Regions from separate parts of the Homo sapiens genome. Here region 2 is linked to region 1. A link is an interaction called in ENCODE POLR2A ChIA-PET data of the cell type or tissue named here. Cell type or tissue: K562. All regions are shown on one strand. Each heading gives the region's core, and the rest is flanking DNA. Links, peaks and the distances in the headings are about the cores only.

Region 1 (2,890 bases), core at 226-2,725:
ACCTTCTGCTTTGGGTGTCATGCGCGTGAGGCCCCGGTGGAAGGACGTGCGTGCAGCTCCTGTGCCGGGTGGGATGCGGGGGTGCCAGGTGGGGCCCGGGGGTGCCGGGTGGGACGCGGGGGTGCCGGGTGGGGCCCAGGGGTGCCGGGTGGGACGCGGGGGTGCCGGCTGGGACTCGGGGGTGCCATGTCCTTTCTAAAGTTGCTTCTCCCAAATAGTAGTGCCCCACCTGCGTGGGCATCGGGCATCCATCGCCTCTCCTGCCGAGAGCGAGGCGCCTGACTGGGGGTGGGGCCGCAGGGCCCTGGACGAGGGGAGCAGGCCTGCCCTGGCTGTGGAAGCCCTGTCCCCTGTCCCCCTTGGCAAGGCAGGGGGTGGTTGGCAAGGGTTAAACGTGAGATGCAGGGAGGGCTTACGCCACGTCGGTTCTGCTCTTGTGATTTTTTGTGAACAGGAGTGGGTGGGACCCCCCCTTCCAGTGTGCCGCTCAGGTGACTTCCTGGGTTCCCGGGACTCAGGCGCATTGCGCCCGAGAGCTGCCCCCGCCCCTCCGGGCAGCGCCTCTTGGAGTCCATGACCGCCCAGGGAGCAGCCCTGCGCCATAGGGCGATCCTCAGGCTGTTGGGCATGGGTGCAGCTCCTCCCATAGCTGATCTCCCTCTGGGGGAGATGCCGCGCTTCTCAGCGGTGCTGGCCGCGCATGGGGTCCTACGTCATGTTTTTGTGGAGGTTAAACCACACCCGTCCCTGCCGCACTGGTGTGATGCATTGGGTCGAGCTGTGGTTCCAGTGCCGAGCTGGGCTCATGGGTCCCACAGATGGGACCATGGCCTGAGACCAGGCCCCAGGGAGAAGTCTCCTGGGGCCAGCACCCCCACCCCAAAGGTCTCCCCATTCTGATGGGCATTTCAGAAGGTTCAGGAGAAGCCGGGGACCAGGCCCAGGGGCGAGAGACGGTAGTCCAGGCTTTTCTTTGGAGAGGCTTTGCACAGCTCCCAGCCTCTGCTGGCCTCGGATGGCCCTCCCGCGGCACCTGTGCCGATGGACAGGGTCCTGGGTGCCCGTAGGTTATGGAGCCGGCCCCCTCCTTGGGTCCAGAGCCCCTGGGGATGGCGCCTCATTTTGACCCTGCCCCCGTGGCCTGCGGGTGCTGGGTGTCCTGGCCCCTGCCAGGGTCCTCCTCTGGGTCCCTGTCTCCGCCTCACCTCTGCCTCCCTTCTCCTGTAGAAAGTCCTACCTCCATCTCCGTGGGCCCCAGCACCAGCCGACGGCCCGCAGCCTCCCAAAGACTCTGCCACGCCACTCTCCCCGCAGCCGCCCAGCGAAGAACCAGCCACATCCCCCTGGCCTGCTGAGCAGTCCCCAAAATCACGCACGTCCGAGGAGATGGGGGCTGGAGCCCCCATGCGGGAGCCTGGGAGCCCAGCTGAATCCGAGGGCCGGGACCAGGCCCAGCCGTCCCCGGTAACCCAGCCTGGCGCCTCGGCCTAGGGGAGGGGTGAGACGCTCGCTGCCGTGCCCGCCACACCAAGATGTTGGGGCTGCCTGGCGCCCACTGGAGACAGACAGACAGACGCCTGTCCCCCGGGACCGAGGCCTGTGCCGTCCCCACCCGCCCCAACATGGTGCTCATCCTTGCCGAGACCCCTGCGGTCTGTGCCCGCGCCCAGCCCAGCTGCCCCGGCTGCACGCCTGCTGCTCCCAGCTCGCCCGGCTGCCACAAGCTCTCTGCGGGTCCATCCTCCCCACCGGGGTCCGTCCTCGCAGGCCCTGCCCGGCCTCTCTGCAGACCCTCAAGCGTCGTCTGCATGAGTGAGCAGGCGTGGGTGGACTCTGGCCGCGGCCACACTTGGTGCTCACCAGCTGCTTCGGCCTTCAGGTGACCTCCCTCCCCACGGCATCCTGCTCTCCGGGTGGAAGAGCAGCTTTCTGTCTCCCAGAAGGCATCGCTTTTCCCTCTTGAGCAGATCGGAGCCCCTGGGAGGTTTGGAAGCTGCCTCCAAGCCTAGGACACGGACCAGTGGCCGGGGCGGCCTCTGGCCCCTGACGCTGGCTGAGACAGGCCCGTGGGGCGGGGTTTTGGGGCGTGAACAAGGCTGGCAGTAAGTGGACAAGCTGCTCCCCTGGCTAAGGCCCTGCCCTGCCCTCAGCCAGAGGTGCCTGGCCATGCCTGCACACTCCTCCCCATTTTAATAAATGGTCGCAACTTCTAGAAGTCCTGCTGGTGCCACCTGGTGGGGTGGACGTCTCTCAGACTGCCCTTCTGACAAGCAGGGGTGGGCGCCAGGCAGGCTGGGTCAGGCCCTCAGGGGTCCCTGGAGCCCTGGGAGGGAGGGACTGGGTCGTGGGAGGTCCTGGTAGCTCCCGGCACCCAACCTCGCTTCCCGTGTGGGCCCCGTGTTGCTTTTCTGCTGAGAGGGGCTTGGGCCTCGGTTCTCCCTGTGGCAGCGGCATTGGTGCCTGGGTTCTTAACCCTCTGGACCCAGCAGCTAGGAGCTTCTGGAACCCACGAGGACATCTGCCACTGGCATGGTCTACTCACTGATGGGGTCCTCCTGACTCCAGGGCAGAGACGTCCGTGCGGGAACTGACCGAGGCGTGGCCCCAGGCCCCGGCATCCTCCCCTCGCTGCACGTGGTCACTTCCGAAGCAGCGCTCCCTGTGGCCGCAGAGACAGAGCCCGCACCCTGGCTGTCTGTGGTGCCTGGGCCCCAGCTCCCGCCCGCCACCCGCCCTGTTGAGTGCGGCCTCCAGACTCGAGTCCAGAATCTGTTTCTGTCAAGTCAGTCGTCCCCAGCTGCACACGGGGACTGCTGAGCGCTGCGCTCTCACGGGTCTGTTCCGGACAGAGGGTGGCAGGGGTGAGCCCTGATCCCTTACAAAAAATACC
Region 2 (2,890 bases), core at 135-2,634, 520 kb before region 1:
TACATACACACACACATACATAAATGAATGCCGACTCTGGAAGTAGGAGGGGCCCGTCCAGGCCCCGTCCCACGGCTGGGAATTACTTTGGATAGGAGCAGGTGGGCTCCTTCCTGGATGTGGCCCAGGTCAGTCTGTTTCTGGGAAACATGGTGAATTGGCTGACAGGAAAAGCCTACCTCCAGAGGCCTGGGAGCTGCCCCTTCCTCCCTGCTTCACCCCAAGGCCAGGACTGGGAGGTACCACCCAGCCCCAGTGGTCCTGAGAGGCCACAACGCCTGGCTGGCTATCTTCCCCAGCCTCTCCAGCCAGGGCTCAGCCCAGGGCAACGCAGCCCAGCCTTGTCCCGGCCTAGGAGAGAGCCCACTCCCTACACCACCCATCCTGACCGCATCTCCTGAGACCAGTGCCCTGCAGCCCCGGGACGGGCTGGATGACAAAGATGATATTTCTTCCCAGGGTTCTAGGTGTGGGGCCTGGGACCAGCACTATCTGCCCAAGGCCATCTCCTGGCCCCCAAACCTTCCCTTGGCCCAGAAACCCCTCACCCTGGGCATCCACTCTCCTCTCTGCTCCCACTGCCCCCGCCCCACCACACTCAATCCACCCACACAGCTGTCCTGTCCCCAGCAATGGGGAGAACCTGGCATGAGCTCCAACCCCACACGGAGACTGAAAGGCAGCAAAAATGACAAGATCATGGAGCACGAAGATCCCAACCTGAACTTCCAGAACGTTCTCTAGTGAGACCCGTCCAAACTCCTGTCTTCTCTCAGTCAGCCCATTTCAAAGATGAGGACACCCAGTGCCAGCGAGAGCCGGCAGCTCCTAGCCCCACAAGGAGCCCCAGGCCCCTCCCACCCAGACGGGGAGACTCAGTGGCTCTAAAGAACCCGGCAGGCTGGCTGGACACGATGGCTCATGCCTGTAATCCCAGCACTGTAGGAGGCCGAGACGGGTGGATCACCTGAGGTCAGGAGTTCGAGACCAGCCTGGACAATAAGGTAAAACCCCGTCTCTACTAAGAAAACACAAATTAGCCGGGCGTGGCGGCAGGCGCCTATAGTCCCAGCTACTTGGGAGGCTGAGACAGGAGAATCACTTGAACCCGGGAGGCGGAGACTGCGGTGAGCCAAGATTACGCCATCGCACTGCAGCCTGGGCAACAGAGCAAGACTGTCTCAAAAAAAAAAAAAAAAAAAAAAAAGAACCCGGCAGGCCCAGCCCCTGCTCCGGACACCGTTCGGTGGGCCCGCAGGGCTCTCAACGCAACCAGGCATCAGCAGGACTGGCCCCTCCAGCCCAGGCAGTGGGCCCCGCATGCTGGCCCAGAACAGGCCAGGCAGAGACCCCAGATGGAAACAGACAGTCCCTCCCGCCTGGGGCTTAGCTGGACAAAAAAGATAAGCCTGACACTGCGGCATGAGATAAGCAAGACTACCCCCAACCTAGCCCCTGGGGGAGCCATCTGGGCGGCCTGAGGCTTTGAAGGTGGAGACAGAAGAGGACATTCCCAAAACAGCCACAGCGGCAGAGAAGGCACGGGGCTGACCCTCGCGAAGCGCAAGGCAGGGGCTGGTTGTGTCCACGGGAGCGCCCATCCCATAACAGACCCTCTGGGAAGAGGGGTCTGGAGGACAGCACCCCTGAAGTCCACCTCCTGCGGACGGCAGAGTAACCATAAGGTCCCCACAAATGGCCATACGTCCACTCTGGGGGTCCCTGCTCCTGGGGCCTCCCCTCCAACCCTCACAGTGGGACGTCCTCCAGCCCCATCCTTGGACATGCGGGCGCCCGGGGCCCTCCATGCACAGCCCACTGGACAGATAGGAACCCGCTGCTCAGAGGCAAAGGGACCAGCACTCTGCACCCAGAGGAGGTCCCACAGCTCCTAGACCACACGGGGCAGAAACAGGGTCACCTGGAGAGGGCTTCGAGGAAAAGTCCAGCCAGTGCCGGGGGCCTGGACCTCCACCACCCAGCAGCTTCCAATACCCTCTCTGAAATCCAAGGTGGCCCAGCTCTGCCCCACCCCCCACACCAGACTCCACCCAGGTCTCAGAGCTTGCTGTGGAGGCTGGGCTGTGCCTGCAGCAGCGGCACCTGGGGTCTACCCCACTGCCCCCAGGGTTCTCCTCGACCCCCAGGGCTGCGATCCGAGCCTCCCCTCTGCTCCAAGGCACCGCCCTCCCCACCTCGACAGCGCAGTGTGCAGTGCCAGGACCGCCCAGCAGGTGGAGCCACACGGCAGGGTCCAGGGGAGAAAAAGAAAAAGGTCCCGGCCTGACCGGGGACCACCAGCTCTGCTCTCTGGGGCGTCCTGGGCATTTATTCACCTCATGGGGCGGCCGTCCCCACATGCCATGACTGGACGCGCTGCTGTCCCAAGGCTTACAGCTCGAGGCTAGGGGACAGGGACGGTAACCAGGACAGAGGTCACTGCCTTTCAAAACAATGTAGAAACAGGCTGGGCGCAGTAGCTCACGGCTCTAATCCCCGCGCTCTGGGAGGCTGAGCCCAAGGCCGAGGCAGGTGGATGATTTGAGGTGAGGAGTTTGAGACCAGCCTGGCCAACATGGGGAAACCCCGTCCCTACTAAAACTACAAAAAATTAGCCGGGTGTGGGGGTGCCTATAACCCCAGCTACTCAGGAGGCTGAGGCAGGAGAATTGCTTGAACCCGGAAGGTGGAGTCTGCAGTGAGCTGAGATGGCGCCACCGCACTCCAGCCTGGGCAACAAGAACGAAACTCCATCTCAAAAAAAAAAAAAAAAACCAGCTGGGCGTGGTGGCTCACACCTGTAATCCCAGCACTTTGGAAAGTCGAAGCGGGCGGATCACCTGAGGTTGGGAGTTCGAGACCAGCCTGAGCAACATGCAGAAATCCTGTC

The links. ChIA-PET counts read pairs that join two places held together with the same protein. Peaks named below come from ENCODE experiments on the same cell type or tissue, not always from the same donor. Only the 100,000 strongest peaks of a DNase experiment are listed, where the experiment ranks them.
Region 2: POLR2A ChIA-PET joins it to region 1 with 5 read pairs; 2 of 35 experiments call an interaction of 5 or more read pairs at or near these places.

Annotation. Positions count from the first base shown.
Region 1 is chr19:2,351,719-2,354,608 of GRCh38, forward strand. SPPL2B (signal peptide peptidase like 2B) reads left to right here. Exons shown (of 15, transcript NM_152988.3): 15 at 1,228-2,890. The coding sequence ends at 1,491. Among named protein-coding and RNA genes, the nearest start is that of TMPRSS9, 7.1 kb to the right of the region's middle. In K562, for the core only: no CTCF peak of the experiment used is centred there; no DNase peak of the experiment used is centred there.
Region 2 is chr19:1,835,561-1,838,450 of GRCh38, forward strand. The region is part of intron 1 of REXO1 (RNA exonuclease 1 homolog); the gene reads right to left. Among named protein-coding and RNA genes, the nearest start is that of REXO1, 11 kb to the right of the region's middle. RefSeq lists enhancers at 1-832, 1,499-2,493. In K562, for the core only: a CTCF peak has its summit at 2,227 (motif pointing right); DNase peaks (open chromatin) are centred at 1,431 and 2,241; H3K4me3 peaks cover 1,571 bases.